Linked DNA regions of Homo sapiens: region 1 is linked to region 2. A link is an interaction called in ENCODE POLR2A ChIA-PET data of the cell type or tissue named here. Cell type or tissue: A673. All regions are shown on one strand. Each heading gives the region's core, and the rest is flanking DNA. Links, peaks and the distances in the headings are about the cores only. Region 1 holds the start of LINC01841 (long intergenic non-protein coding RNA 1841). Region 2 overlaps LINC01841 (long intergenic non-protein coding RNA 1841).

The links. ChIA-PET counts read pairs that join two places held together with the same protein. Peaks named below come from ENCODE experiments on the same cell type or tissue, not always from the same donor. Only the 100,000 strongest peaks of a DNase experiment are listed, where the experiment ranks them.
Region 1: POLR2A ChIA-PET joins it to region 2 with 10 read pairs; 9 of 35 experiments call an interaction of 5 or more read pairs at or near these places.

What each region holds. Positions count from the first base shown.
Region 1 is chr19:14,362,035-14,369,988 of GRCh38, reverse strand. It overlaps LINC01841 (long intergenic non-protein coding RNA 1841), which reads left to right and starts at 5,999. Exons shown (of 4, transcript NR_134908.1): 1 at 5,999-6,117. RefSeq lists a silencer at 3,126-3,215 and an enhancer at 3,078-3,372. In A673, for the core only: no CTCF peak of the experiment used is centred there; a DNase peak (open chromatin) is centred at 3,228.
Region 2 is chr19:14,310,760-14,318,713 of GRCh38, reverse strand. The region is part of intron 3 of LINC01841 (long intergenic non-protein coding RNA 1841); the gene reads left to right. Among named protein-coding and RNA genes, the nearest start is that of LINC01842, 19 kb to the left of the region's middle. RefSeq lists an enhancer at 1-317 and a silencer at 7,452-7,706. In A673, for the core only: a CTCF peak has its summit at 3,084; no DNase peak of the experiment used is centred there.

The DNA.
Region 1 (7,954 bases), core at 1,611-5,610, 51 kb before region 2:
GGCGTGACGTTGTCACAGCCAAAATTGTCCTCCACGCGCTGCTACGGTGAGTCAGGGGGAGAGGGGCCCCTCTGGGCAGACGGCAAAAGCCATTTTTGAGTGTACAAGGAGGCATTTTTCTGACAGCATTTCCTGTCGGTACCCTCCTATCTAGGGGCAAAAGTGTCACTGGGGCTTTCTGGGGCCTTTGGTGTGGGTCTTAGTGACAAAGTTCAGTGGCAATCTGGCATTCCCCTAGTGGAATTGTCACTCCCACGACAGCCTCTCATGCCCAGCTTCTGTCCGGCCCGAGGAGCCAGCTCTGGGCTGCCTGCTATCCACGAGGTCAGGCGGCCCTGACATTGGCAAGGAGATTGACACCCACACTCTGTGCTTCCTTTGAAACAGAGTTGTTAAAATTCCAGGCCAGACAAATGTCCAATAGGCCTATGAAAAGATACTCAAAGTCACCAATCATTAGGGAAATGCAAATCAAAACCACAGGCCAGGTGCGGTGGCTCACGCCTGTAATTCCAGCACTTTGGGAGGCCGAGGTGGGAGGATCACTTGAGGCCAGGAGTTTGAGACCAGCCTGGGCAACATAGCAAGACTCCATCTCTATAAATAAATGAATAAACAAATAAAAACCACAGTGAGATACTACCTAACACCCATTAGGATGGCTACTATCAAAAAAACAGAAAATAGGTTAGAAGTGGTAGCTCACAACTGTTATCCCAATGCTTTGGGAGGCCAAGGAGAGAGGATCAGTTGGGCCAGGAGTTCAAGACCAGCCTGGGCAACAAAGGAAGACTTCATTTCTAAAAATATTTAAAAATTAGCTGAGCATGGTGGCATGCACCTGTAGTCCCAACTACTTGGGAGGCCGAGGCAAGAGGATCGCTTGATCCCAGGAGGTCAAGGCTGCAGTGAGCTATGATTGCACCATTGCACTCCAGCCTGGGCAACAGAGTGAGACCCTGTCCAAAAAAAAAAAAAAAAAAAAGCAAAACAAAACAAAACCCCATAAATTGAAACCATTGTGGGCTGCTGGTGACAATGTAAAATGGTGCAGCCACTGTGGAAAACAGTATGGAGAGTCCTAAAAAAATTAAACATAGAGGCCAGGCATGGTGGCTCATGCCTGTAATCCCAGCACTTTGAGAGGCCGAGGTGGGTGGACCATTTGAGGTCAGGAGTTTGAGACCAGCCTGGACAACAATACAAAGATTAGCCGGGTGTGGTGGCAGCTGCCTCTAATCCCAGCTACTCGAGAGGCTGAGGCAGGAGAATCGCTTGAACCCGGGAGGTGGAGGTTGCAGTGAGCGGAGATCGCGCCACTGCACTCCAGCCTGGGTGACAGAGCAAGACTCCATCTCAAAAAAAAAAAAAAAATTAAACATAGAATTGTCATATGATCCATCAATTCTACTTCTGCATAGACACCCGAATTGAAAGCAAAGTTCAAAGAGACATCTGTACACCTATGTTCACGGCAGCATTAGCTAAAATAGCCAAAAGTTGAAAGCAACCAGTCTCCATGGATAGATGAATGGATAAACAAAATGTGGTCTATCTATACAGTGGAATATTACTCAGCCTTAAAGAGGAAGGAAATTCTCGTACATATAACATGAATGCACCCTGAGGGCATTATGCTAAGTGAAATAAACCTGCCACAAAAGAACAAATACCGTATGATCACATTTACAGGAAGTAACTAAACTTGTCAAATTCATAGAAACAGAAAGTAGAATTGTGGTTTCCAGGAACTGGAGGGAGGAGGAACGGGGAGTTGTTTTGTGGATACAGTTTTAGTTTTGCAAGATGAAAAAGTTCTGGAGATGAATGATGGTGTCAGTGGCAACTATGAGAATTTATTTTTTCTGGTTTTTGTTTTGTTTTGTTTTGAGACGGGGTCTTACTCTGTTGCCCAGGCCGCAGTGCAGTGGCACAATCTGGGCTCACTGCAACCTCTGCCTCCTGGGTTCAAGTGATTCTCGTGCCTCAGCCTCCCAAGTAGCTGGGATTACAGGTGTGCACAACCATTCCTGGCTAATTTTTGTATTTTTAGTACAGCCAGGGTGTCACCATGTTGGCCAGGCTGGTCTCAAACTCCTGATCTCAGATGATCTGCCCACCTCAGCCTCCCAAAGTGCTGGGATTACACGTGTGAGCCACTGTGCCCAACTGAGAATTTTCTTTTCTTTTTGAGACTGAGTCTCACTCTGTTGCCCAGGCCGGAGTACAGTGGCTCAATCTTGGCTCTCTGCAACCTCTGTCTCCTGGGTTCAAGTGATTCTCTTGTCTCAGCCTCCCAGTAGCTGGGACTACAGGTTCACACCACCGTGCCTGGCCAATTTTTGTATTTTTAGGACAGACGGGGTTTCACCATATTGGTCAGGCTGGTCTTGAACTTCTGACTTCAAGTGATCTGTCCATCTCAGCCTCCCAAAGTGCTGGGATTACAGGCATGAGCCCCCACGCCCGGCCTGACAATTTTCTTAATGTAACTGAACTGTACACTTAAAATGGTTAAGATAGAACATTTCATGTCATGTGTATTTCACCACAAATTTTATCCAGGCTGAAGGACAGGCACGGTGGCTCGCTTTGGCAGGACGAGGCAGGAGGATCGCTTAAGGCCAGGAGTTCAAGACCAGCTAGGGCAACATAGCGAGACCCGCACCCCCATCTCTACAAAAAAAGTTTAAAAATTACCCAGGCCTGATGGCACATGACTCTGGTCCCAGCTACTCGGGAGGCTGAGGCAGGAGGATTGCTTGAGCCCAAGAGGTTGAGGCTGCAGCGAACTATATGGTTGCACCACTGTACTTCGGCGAGATCCTGTCTCAAAAAAAAAATCAAAAAAAAAAAAAAATCCAGTCTCAGAGGAGACTGGGGCAGGATTCCCATCCTGTGGGTCCTGGCAGGTGACCCCCATGTGTCCTCCATAGTAGGGGGTGATCAGGCCCTCCAAGAAGTCAATACCAATTATATCCCAAAGCCTCTTACATGTCTCCACCTGGACCTCCCTGTCTACCTCCAGACATACAGCTGCCCTCTGGACCTCACCCAGGGACACTGCTATGATCACTGAGCGATTCACCAATATTCCAGCTCTTTCTCCCTCCAGGTACAAGGTAGGAAGGCATTGCTCCACCCACTTGTGTGGCCACGTGACTTGCTCTGACCAATGGCATGTGAGCAGGTTTGACTTGTGTCACTTCTGGGCAGAGGCTTTAAGAGCTGCTGCAGAGCATGCTATATGTTCTTTTTCTTCTGCCTTGGCAACGGGCAACATGCCAGATGCTGGCTGAGTGAAAAGTGAAACCTCTGATGTTTTAAGCTCCTGAGATTTGGGGCTTAAAGTAGCTGGGACTACAGGTGTGTGCCACCATGCCTGGCTCATTTTTTTCCCTGGCTTGTTACTGCAGCAGAACTGAACCTGCCTTGAGTCCAGTGTGGCAGCAGAATCTGTAGATGTCACTCATCCAGTCCTGTCTTGTGCATGACGATGGTCTCATATCATTAAGCTGTAGGGCTGGAATGAGAGGCAAGGTGGATGCTTGACTTGGGAACAAAATTTCAGGGGGTGTCAAAGAACTCAAGAACTTTGTCCTGAACTCATAAATATTATTTTATTGTGATATTTTGTAAAAGTCAAGATTAATGCAAAACCATGATGAATAAAATGGTAACATTAAATCTATCTATCTATCTATCTATCTATCTATCTATCTATCTATCTATAGATATGTATATATATACACATAGGTCAGGCGCGGTGGCTCACACCTGTAATCCCAACACTTTGGGAAGCCGATGCAGGTGGATTGCTTGAGACCAGGAGTTCGAGACCAGCCTGGCCAACATGGTGAAACCCCATCTCTGCTAAAAGTACAAAAAATTAGCAGGTCGTGATACTGCACACCTGTAATTCCAGCTACTTGGAAGGCTGACGCACGAGAATCGCTTGAACCCAGGAGGCGGAGGTTGGAGTGAGTAGAGATCATACCACTGCACTGCACTCCAGCCTGGGCAACAGAATGAGACTCCATCTCAAAAAAAAAATATATGTATATATATATACACATATATGAGAGAGACAAGGTCTCACTCTGTCACCCAGGCTGGAGTGCAGTGGCACAATCATAGCTCACTGCAGCATTGACCTCCTGAGCACAAGCAATCCTCCCACCTCAGCCTCCCGAGTAGCTGGGACTACAGGTGTGCACCACCACACCCAGCTAATGCTTGAATTTTTATAGAGATGGGGTCTTGCTATGTTGCCCAGACTGGTCTTGAACTCCTGGGCTCAAGTGATCCCTCTGTCTCAGCCTCCCAAAGTGCTGAGATTATGGGCGTGAGCCACTGCTCCTGGCATACATTGTCCTAGTCTATTGTTAGAAGCAAGTTATTGGGTCCAGCTCACACTCGAGGGATCACACAGAGTGCAGACATCAGGAGGTGGGAATCATGGAGGAGTCTTGGAGCCTGTCTGCCTCACCTCCTCTCCTCTAGTATTCCTAGTTTTTTTTTTTTTTTCGAGATGGAGTTTTGCTCTTGTTGCTTAGACTGGAGTGCAATGGCAGGATCTCGGCTCGCTACAACCTCTGCCTCCCAGGTCCAGGTGATCCTCCTGTCTCAGCCTCCCAAGTAGCTGGGATTACAGGAGCCCCCTGCCACACCTGGCTAATTTTTGTATTTTTAGTAGAGATGGGGTTTCACCATGTTGGTCAGGCTGGTCTTGAACTCATGACCTCAAATGATCTGCCTGTCTGGGCCTCCCAAAGTGCTGGGGTTACAGGCATGAGCCACCAAGCCTGGCCTCTTTGCTGATTTTCATCTGTAACTTTCACTGTAATAAACCATAACTGGGAGTAACACCACTTTTCTGGGATCTATCAATCTCAGCAAATTATTGACCCTGAGGGTGGTCTCAGGGACCCCCGACACAAGCCCCATTTCCCAGCCACCATCTTTTGCAATCTCCATTGCCCTAGTCACCGAATGGCATATTCTTATCCATTTGCTATTTCCTGCCTCTCTCCTCTGGATCAAAGGCTCTGGAAGGTCGAAAACTCATCTGTCTTTCCCATGAAAGGCTGTAGAACAAAATGGTCAGGGGTCAAGTCCTGGCCCTGTCACTTTTTCATTGTTGCTGAGTCAAGGTCTCAGCCAGGGTGGAGTGCAGCAGTGCAGTCATAGCTTACTGCAGCCTTGAACTCCCGGGCTCAAGCAATCCTCCCACCTCAGCCTCCCTTGTGGCTGGGACTACAGTCACATGCCACCACAGCCAGCTATTTTTTTTCTTTTAAGACAGGGTGTCGCTCTGTCACCCAGGCTGGAGTGCAGTGGCATGATCTCGGCTCACTGCAACGTCTGCCTCCCAGGTTCAACTGATTCTCCTGCCTCAGCCTCCCGAGTAGCTGGAATTACAGGCATGCGCCACCACGCCTGGCTAATTTTTTTTTGTATTTTTAGTAGAGACGGGGTTTCACCATGTTGGCCAGGCTGGTCTTGAACTTCTGACCTCAGGTGATCCGCCTGCCTCGGCCTCCCAAAGTGCTGGGATTACAGGCTTGAGCCACCAAGCCCGGCCCCACACCCAGCTAATTTTTATTTTTTGAGACGGAGTCTTGCTTTGTTGCCCAGGCTGGAGTGCAGTGGCACGATCTCAGCTCACTGCAATCTCCACCTCCCAAGTTCAAGCGATTCTCCTGCCTCAGCCTCCGCAGTAGCTGGGATTACAGGCATCCGCCACTACGCCAGCTAATTTTTTTGTATTTTTAGTAGAGACGAGGTTTCATCTTGTTGGCCAGGCTGGTCTTGAACTCCTGACCTCAAGTGATCCGTCAGTCTCAGCCTCCCAGAATGCCTGAAGGTTAGCTTTTAAGTGTTGGTTACTTTATCTCCTCAGTAGCTAGATCAGGGTCCAGGTGGTCAGGATTCAGTCAAAAGCAAGTGATTAAGGAGACTCCTCTGGGGACTTTGCGATGGAGAGGCAGGAGGGGCCACGAGCGGGGGTGGGGAAGAGAAGAGGGCACAGAGGCCAGCGGATGAGAGAGACACCAGGGAGCCTGGGATGCCTGCCCGAGGCTCTGGCCACGCCCATGCCCTGCCTGTCCCGCTAAGGTGAGCTGGTCCTTCTGTGATCACCCGGGGAGGAGGCCTACAGGAGCTGCAGAGCTGAGTAGAGAGGGAAGGCGCGGGGGAGGCCAAGTCCCACGGGTCTGGGCTTCTAGGAGGAAACGTGTGGGAGGTTGGGACGGGAGGCGTGGGGGCGGGGGACAGGCAGGGCAGCTGGAGCCGGGGCTGTAGTCGGGCGCCGGCCAAGCCCCAAAGAAAGCCTGTGTTGGGCAGCGTCCGGTCTGGCCTGGCCTGGGAGGATGCCTGCTTGCTGCTGGGGGGCCCTGGAGATGCCGACGTAGCTCTGTACCCCCGGGAGGAATGTGACCCCCTCCCCACCCCCAGCCTCCAAATTTTTCCACATAAGGCTTCAGGGGTGCTCATGCCGCATGAGTTCAGGACAAAGGAATCAAAAGCACATGGACTGGATTCCCTAGGGAGGAGAAATTCTGGAAATAAGACGAAGAGGAGGACAAAGGGGCCCGGGGGCGGGGTGAGGGTGCTGGGACGGAAGCGGGGGGCGGGGATTGGGAGGCAGCCGGAGAAGGTGCCTGGCTCTGAGTGGCCTTAGACTGGGGACACATCTCAGCTGGGGATGAAGGCCACTGTGGCCCCGGACCGCCAGGGCAACTCCTTGGACCTCTCTGAGCCTTGTTCCTTCCTTTTTTTTCTTTTTTCTTTTTTTTTTGAGACGGAGTCTTGCTCTGTCACCCAGGCTGGAGTGCAGTGGCGCGATCTCGGCTCACTGCAAGCTCTGCCTCCCAGGTTCACGCCATTCTCCTGCCTCAGCCTCCCGAGTAGCTGGGGCTACAGGCGCCCCCCACCACGCCCGGCTAATTTTTTGTATTTTTAGTAGAGACGGGGTTTCACCGTGTTAGCCAGGATGGTCTCAATCTCCTGACCTCGTGATCCGCCCGCCTCGGCCTCCCAAAGTGCTGGGATTACAGGCGGGAGCCACCGCGCCCGGCCACCTTGTTTCCTTTCTTTTGGCCCAGATTCTTGGGGCAAAATACTTGGAGTCCTCCATGTCTCTGTCTCTGTTTTATTTTGTTCTCTCTTTCTGTTTCCTTCTTTCTTCTCTTTCTTCGTTCTCTGTCTCTCCTTCCTTCCTTCCTTCCTTCCTTCCCTCTCTTTCTTTCTTCTCCTTCCTTCTTTCTTTCATCTATCTCTGTCTCTCCTCCCTTTCTTTCTCCTTCCTTCCTTCCCTCCCTCCCTCCATTTCTTCCTTCCTTCCTTCCTTCCTTCCCTCTTTCTTCTCCTTCCTTCTTTCTTTCTTTCCTCTATCTCTATCTCTCCTCCCTTTCTTTCTCCTTCCTCCCCTCCCTCCCTCCCTCCCTCCCTCCCTCCCTCCCTCCCTCCCTTCCTTCCTTCCTTCCTTCTCCTTCCCCGGTCTCACTTTGTTGCCCAGGCTGGTCTTGAACTCCTAGGCTTCAGTGACCCTCCTGCCTCTGCCCCACAAAGTACTGGGATTACAGGCATGAGCCACCATGCCTGGCCTCTATCTCTGCCCCTGTCCCTTTCTCTCTCTCTCTATTGTATCAGCAAATCCCGAGAGCTCTATTTTCAAAATCTATCCAGCATCTACTCACTTTTCACCTCCTCCACAGCCCCTACCTGGTCCGGCCCCATCAACTCCCCCTTGGCCCAGTGCAGACTCCTCTGCCCTGGTCTCCTGGCTCCTGCCCTTGCTCGCCCGCTCCATGCTTTTCTGTCAGGGCACGTCCCTCCTCTGCTCAAGGACCCTCCAGGGCTCCCACCTCACTCAGTGCAAAAGCCAAATTCCTTCTTGTGGCCCACAGGGCCCTGCAGGATCTGCTCAGCACTTATCTGCCCTCACCTCCTC
Region 2 (7,954 bases), core at 1,388-5,387:
ACAAAAATTAGCCAGGTGTGGTGGCACGCGCCTGTAATCCCAGCTACTTGGGAGACTGAGGCAGGAGAATTGCTTGAACCCGGGAGGTGGAGGTTGTGGTGAGTGGAGATTGTGCCACTGCACTCCAGCCTGGGCAATAAGAGCGAAACTCTGTCTCAAAAATAATAATAATGAAGCAGAACTCATCCTCATACCACAGCCCAAATGGGTCTAGGAGATCAGGAAATTCTAAATCTTTCTCAGATCAACACCCCAGTTAGCCTGGGCCCATGAATATTGACGATTCCTGCTGAACTTGGATAGAGACCACTTCCATTCTCCCTGTGGCTGGGAACACACTTGCCCAAATATATATATATATATATGTGTGTGTGTATATATATATATGTGTATATATATATATATATGTATATATATGTGTGTGTATATATGTGTATGTATACACATATATATGTATATATGTATATGTGTGTATATGTATATGTATATATGTATATGTGTATATATGTATATGTCTATATATGTATATGTCTATATATGTATATATGTATATATTTATGTTTTTATATATATGTATGGTGTGTGTGTGTGTGTGTGTGTGTGTATATATATATATATATATATATATATATATATTTTTTTTTTTTTTTTTTTTTTCCCCAGAGACAGGGTCTTGCTGTATCACCCAGGCTGGAGTGCAGAGGCACAATCTAAGCTCACTACAGCCTCAAACTCCAGGGTTCAAGCCATCCTCCTACCTCAGCCTCCAGAGTAGCTGGGACTACAGGCACACGCTACCACGCCAGGCTAATTTTTAAATTTTTTTGTAGAGATAGGGTCTTGCTATCTTTCTCAGGCTGATCTCCAACTTCTGGCCTCAAGCGATCCTCCTGCCTCAGCCTCCCAAAGTGCTGGGATTATAGGCATGAGCCACTGTGCCTGCCATCCCCCTTCCCCAAATCTTACAGACACCCAGCTACCTTTGCAGGGGGGCCTCTCCCCTGCTGTGGCTTTGCCCCGCAACACCCACCCCAGCCAATCCTCACCCACCTAGACTCCCACCATCAAAGCCAGCAGGCATGGCTCCTGTTTATAGATTGGTGTCAGGGGGTGGGAGAGAGGTTGGCAAGTTTTAAAAGCTCATTAAGGCCTGAATTCTTTTTATAGATGGAGTTTTCTGCGTCTTTTACTCCACACCCCCTCCAACCCTCCCCGAATTCTGAACGCCGTATTTATTTGAGTTAGAAAAATAATGAGGTCCCTGAGGTCGTACACAACACATCGGCTCTCTAATCAAAGTATGGCTGTGGAATTAAAAATATATGGGAAGCTGTGTTTGTGCGCGTGCCGCCGGCCGTGGACGCGGAACACACTCGCCCGTCACCACCCAGACCCCACCAGATGGGCTCCGGGGCAGAGATATAATTAGCTCTTTTCCAGCAAAGTCTCTGGGTGGAGAATGGGATTGAATTGCTCATGGTCCTCGCCAGTGGGGACTCGGGGAAGGAGTGCCGTCCACTAGAGCGGACTTAGGTGCTGGATCCCACCAGACGTGGATGTGGTTATGGGTGGGGCCTCAGGGAACAGGGGTCCCAGGTGTAGAGGCCAGGTTAGGTGTAGAGGGCAAGGAGACTATCAGAGAGGAAGTCCCCTGGGGTGCACCCAGCCTGAGAGGCCCAGACTCCACTGTTTTTGGGTTTTAATTTAATTTAATTTTTTTTTTTTTTTGAGACAGAGTCTTGCTCTTGTCACCCAGGCTGGAGTGCAGTGGCTCGATCTTGGCTCACTGCAACCTCTGCCTCCCAGGTTCAAGCCAATTCTCCTGCCTCAGCCTCCTGAGTAGGTGCGATTACAGGTGCCCGCCACCATGCCTGGCTAATTTTTGTACTTTTAGTAGAGACGAGTTTTCACCATGTTGGCCAGGCTGGTCTCTAACACCTGACCTCAGGCAATCTGCTCACCTCAGCCTCCCAAAGTGCTGGGATTACAGGCGTGAGCCACTGCGCCTGGCAAATTTAATTTAATTTATTTTGGGACAGAGTTTCTCTCTGTCACCCAGGCTGGAGTGCAGTGGCGCGATCTTAGTTCATTGTAGCCTGCAACTCCTGAGTTTAAACAATCCTCCCGCTTTAGCCTCCCAAGTAGGTGGGACTACGGTTATGCCAACATGCCCAGCTGGTTTTCTTTGTTATTTTTATTTTATTTTGTTTTCAGAGATGGAGTCTCACTCTGTCACCCAGTTGGAGTGCAGTGGTGCAATCTTGGCTCACTGCAACCTCTATCTCCTGAGTTCAAGCAATTCTTTTTTTTTTTTCTGAGACAGAGTTTTGCTCATATTGCCCAGGCTGGAGTGCAGTGGTGCGAACTCGGCTCACTGCAACCTCAGCCTCCCGGGTTCAAGCAATTCTCCTGCCTCAGCCTCCCAAGTAGCTGGAATTACAGGCATGCGCCTCCATGCCCGACTAATTTTGTATTTTTGGTAGAGACGGGGTTTCACCATGTTGGTCAGGCTGTGCTCGAACTCCTGATCTCAGGTAATCCGCCCACCTCGGCCTCCTGAAGTGCTGGGATTACAGGTGTGAGCCATCACGCCCAGCTGGGTTCAAGCAACTCTCCTGCCTCAGCCTCTTGAGTAGCTGGGATTACAGGTGTGCACCACCACGCCCAGCTAATTTCTGTATTTTTAGTAAAAACAGCATTTTACCATGTTGGCCAGGCTGGTCTCAAACTCCTGACCCACAAATGATCCGCCCACCTCAGCCTACCAAAGTGTTGGGATTACAGGTGTGAGTCACTGCGCCCGGCCCAATTTAATTTTTTAAATTTTGTGTAGAGATGGGGTCTTGCTATGTTGCCCAGATTTGTCTTGAACTCCTGGGCTCCAGCGAATCCTCCTGCCTCGGCTTCCCAAAGTGTTGAGATTGCAGTCATGAGCCACTGGGCTCAGCTCTTTTTTTCCCCCTTTATATCCCTTGTTGAGGCTTCTCTCTGTCACACATGCACATCCATACTTTTGTTTATGTCTGACTCTCCACTGGACATCAGCCCCATGTAGGTGGGGATTTCTGTCTTGGGTGCTGTGGTGCCCCCAGTGGCGTGGACAGAGTGGGACACACAGAAACCGCTGGATCTAATATACAAGATGAGCCGGTTGCAGTGGTTCACGCCTGTAATCCCAGCACTTTGAGAGGCTGAGGCGGGTGGATCACTGGAGGTCAGGAGTTCGAGACCAGCCTGGCCATCATGGCGAAACCCCGTCTCTACTAAAAATACAAAAATTACGGTGGCTTACGCCTGTAATCCCTGCACTTTGGGATGCCGAGTCGGGCAGATCCTAGGTCAGGAGATCGAGACCATCCAGGCCAACATGGTGAAACCCCGTCTCTACTAAAAATACAAAAATTCGCTTGGCATGGCAGTGCGTGCCTGTAATCCTAGCTACTCGGGAGGCTGAGGCAGAATTGCTTGAATCTGGGAAGTGGAGGTTGCAGTGAGCTGAGATTGTGCCACTGCACTCCAGCCTGGCAACAGAGCTAGACTCCATCAAAAAAAAAAAAAAAAAAATCAGGCCTGACACAGTGGCTCATGCGTGTAATCCCAGCACTTTGGGAGGCTGAAGCAGGCAGATTACCTGAGGTCAGGAGTGGGAGAACAGCCTGACCAATATGGTGAAACCCCGTTTCTACTAAAAATACAAAAATTAGCTGGGTGTGGTGGCGCACACCTGTGGTCCCGGCTACCAGGGAGGCTGAGGCAGGGGAATCGCTTGAACTCGGGAGGCAGAGGTTGCAGTGAGCCGAGATGGTGTCACTGCATTGCAGCCTAGGTGACAGAGTGAGACTCTGTCTCAAAATAATAATAACATGCAAGATGAATCAATGAATGAACAAAAAGCAAAGAATCTCAGGCACCCTCATCACTCCAGGCTTGGAGCCATTCCTTTGTCTGGGAGGGTTTTCCTGGTCCTCCTCATCCCGGAGACCCAGGGGGTGCTGGCGTTGAGGGGTTCTGGTTTTCAAAGGGTGATCCTCTCTCTAAATGGGGCTAGTCATGAAGCAGAGGGATTTGGGGCATCTTCGGGCCCCTGCTCCCCTCCCACCCAGCCTCCCCTTCTGCACTCCCCTCCTGCTCAGGCCACAGCAGCAGCAGTAGGTGACATCTGGAGAGTCTTCAGGCAGCTTTGGGAGGGGGCGAAGGCAGAGGAGGCCACGGGTGTTTGCAGAATGTGTGTGTGTACGCATGTGTGTGAGAATGTGTGAGACTGTGAGACTGTGAGTGTGAGTGCCTATAGGTGTGAGCATGTGGTTGTGTGTTCCTGTGTGAATGTGTGAGTCTGCATTTGTGCAACAATGTGTGTGATGTGAAGGGTATGAGACTTGTGAAGATGGATGTGTGTGAGGCTGTGGGGCTGTGTGAGGGTGGGTGGGAGTGTGTGAGGCTGGGGGGCTGTGAGGATGCGTGTGAGTGTGCAAGGCTGTGGGGCTGTGTGAGGGTGGGTGGGAGTGTGCGAGGCTGTGGGGCTGTGTGAGGGTGGGTGGGAGTGTGCGAGGCTGTGGGGCTGTGTGAGGGTGGGTGGGAGTGTGCAAGGCTGTGGGGCTGTGTGAGGATGAGTGTGTGAGACCATGTATGAGCATGCGTGTGACTGTGTGAGTGTGACAGAGCATAAGTGTGAGTGTTGAGTGTGAGTGTATGTCCTGGGGACAGGGCCCCTGTTTGCTGAGAATGCACGTGTGCTCCAGGCCTGGCCGCCGTTCTCTTCCACCCTGCTCCTCCTGCCCTAAGTTCTCTCCTTTCACACTTCACACCAGGGTTACTTCTCTCCCCTCCCAAATTCCCTTTTTTTTTTTTTTTTTTTTTTGAGGCAGAGTCTTGCTCTGTCACTCAGGCAGCGGCGCCATCTCGGCTCACTGCAACCTCCACCTCGTGGGTTCAAGCGATTCTCTTGCCTCAGCCTCCTGAGCAGCTGGGATTACAGGTACCTGCCACCATGCCTGGCTAATTTTTGTATTTTTAGTAGAGACGGGGTTTCACCATGTTGGCCAGACTGGTCTCGAACTCCTGACCTCAGGTGATCTACCTGCCCTAGCTCCCCAAAGCGCTGGGATTACAGGCGTGAGCCACCATGCCCGGCCCCCTCCAGAATTCTTATTCCCTTTGTTGGCCCCATTCCTGTCTCTCTCCCTAGCCAGGGCAAAGAGGCTGAGGGAGAGGAAGTCCTGAGCAGCCTCAGGAGACCTCTGCGGGCCCGAAGGAGGTCACTGGGATCCCCCAGCGCAAGCCAGGTCACCAGGCCAGGGATCCGCAGGAGAACCTGGGCCTGGGGCTAGGGGGCTCAGAGGCTGAGGCTGTTTCCACCAGCAGATCTTCCCACCCTCTCTGTCCACAGACACCCAGTAGAGGGGGAACCGAGAGAGAGGTTCCGGGTGGTGCAGCAGGGGACCGGACGGGAGAACCCTCTGACCCTCTGCACTGGCGGTTCCCAAGCCTGGCTGCACCTGAAAGTCACCCTGGGGAGCTTTAAAATGTTTCTGGCAGGGTGCGGTGGCTCACGCCTGTAATCCCAGCACTTTGGGAGGCCAAGGTGGGCAGATCACCTGAGGCTGGGAGTTCGAGACCAGCCTGGCCAACATGCTGAAACCCCATCTCTACTAAAAATACAAAAATTAGCTGGGTGCGGTGGTGTGCGCCTGTAATCCCAGCTACTCGGGAGGCTGAGGAAGGAGAATGGCTTGAACTGGGAGGAGGAGGTTGCAGTGAGCCGAGATCGTACCACTGCACTCCAGCCTGGGTGACAGAGTGAGACTCCGTCTCAAAAAAATAAGTAGCTGGGCGCGGTGGCTCACGCCTGTAATCCCAGCACTTTGGGAGGCCAAGATGGGCGGATCACAAGGTCAGGAGATCGAGACCATCCTGGCTAACACAGTGAAACCCCGTCTCTACTAAAAATACAAAAAAAAAAAATTAGCCAGGCATAGTGGTGGGCGCCTGCAGTCCCAGCTACTCGGGAGGCTGAGGCAGGAGAATGGCTTGAACCCAGGAGGCAGAGCTTGCAGTGAGCCAAGATCGTGCCACTGCACTCCAGCCTGGACGACAGAGCAAGACTCTGTCTCCAATAAATAAATAAATAAATAAATAAAAAGTAAACAAACAAATAAAAAGTAAACAAATAAATAAATAAGATGTTTCTGATGTCCTGGCACCCCTGCCCCCACCCCGGCTGCGGCTCCTGTCCGAGGCAGAGCCTAGGCACTAGGGAAATTTGGAACCAGACCATTCACTGTCTGTTTTGGGAGCTATCGTAGGATCCCCGGCCTCCACCCCGAGATGCCAGTAACAATCCCCGCCTCCAGTTGTGACCACTAAGTACGTCTCTAGATGGTCCCCATGGGAGACAGAATCATCCCGGGTGACAATTTCTGGGCTAGACGGAGAAGTGAGCCACCAATGGGCCCCATAATATAGCCCATTACACGGCCTCCCAATCCCCAGGAAGCTCTGGTCTCTGGGGGACTTTCTTTCTTTCTTCAGTTGGGGTCTTGCTCTGTTGCCCAGGCTGGTCTCGAACTCCTGGGCTCAAGAGATCTTCCCAAGTAGCTGGGATTATAGGAGCGCACCAACACGCCAGGCTCCTTGGGGAGACATTCTTTTTTCTTTTTTTTTTTTTTTTGAGACAGACTCTCGCTCTGTCTCTCAGGCTGGAGTGCAGTGGCGCAATCTCAGCTCACTGCAGCCTCCGTCTCCCAGGTTCAAGTGATTCTCCTGCCTCAGCCTCCCATGTAGCTGGGACTACAGGCGCCCACCACCACACCCGGCTAATTTTTTGTATTTTTAGTAGAGACGGAGTCTCACCGTGTTAGCCGGGATGGTCTCCATCTCCTGACCTCGTGATCCGCCCGCCTCGGCATCCCAAAGTGCTAGGATTACAGGCGTGAGCCACCGCGCCTGGCTCCAACTCCTATTTCTAATCATATCACACTCCTGTCCCCCGCTCCAGCCTCTCTAAATTCTCTCCTCCCCTCTACAGCCAAGATGATCCTATTCACTTTTTTTTGTTTGTTTAATTTTAGAGACAGAATCTTGTTCTGTCACCCAGGCTGGAGTGCAGTGAGGCAAGCATAGCTGGAGTGCAGTGGTGCAATCATAGCTCACTGTAGCCTCAACCTCCTGGGCTCAAGTGATCCTCCTGCCTCAGCCTCCTGAGTAGCTGGGACCACAGGTACACGCCACCACACACCACACCCAGCTAATTATTTTTATTTTTTGTAGAAATGGGGTCTTGCTATGTTGCCCAGGCTGGTCTCAAACTCCTGGGCTCAAGGGATCCTCCTCCCTCGGCTTCCAAAAGTGCTAGGATTACAGGTGTGAGCCACCACACCCAGCCTCAAAAAAAATTTAAATATGGCGGGGCCCGGTGGCTCACACCTGTAATCCCAGCACTTTGGGAGGCCGAGGCGGATGGATCGCTTGAGGTCAGGAGTTTGAGACCAGCCTGACCAACATGGTGAAACCTCGTCTCTACTAAAAATACAAAAATTAGCCAGGCATAGTGGTGTGTGCCTGTAATCCCAACTACTTGGGAGGCTGAGGCAGGAGAACCACTTGAACCTAGGAGGTGGAGTTGAAGTGAGTTGAGGTCACACCACTCTACTCCAGCCTGGGCAACAGAACAAGACTCTGTCTCAAAAAAATATAAATAAAAATGAAGATTCGGCCGGACGCGGTGGCTCACGCCTGTAATCCCAGCACTTTGGGAGGCCAAGGAAGGTGGATCACCTGAGGTCAGGAGTTCCAGACCAGCCTAGCCAATATGATGAAACCCCGTCTCTACTAAAAATACAAAAAATTAGCCGGGCGTGGTGGCAGGCACCTGTAATCCCAGCTACTTGGGAGGCTGAGGCAGGAGAATCACTTGAACTCAGGAGGCGGAGGTTGCGGTGAGCCGAGATCGCGCCAT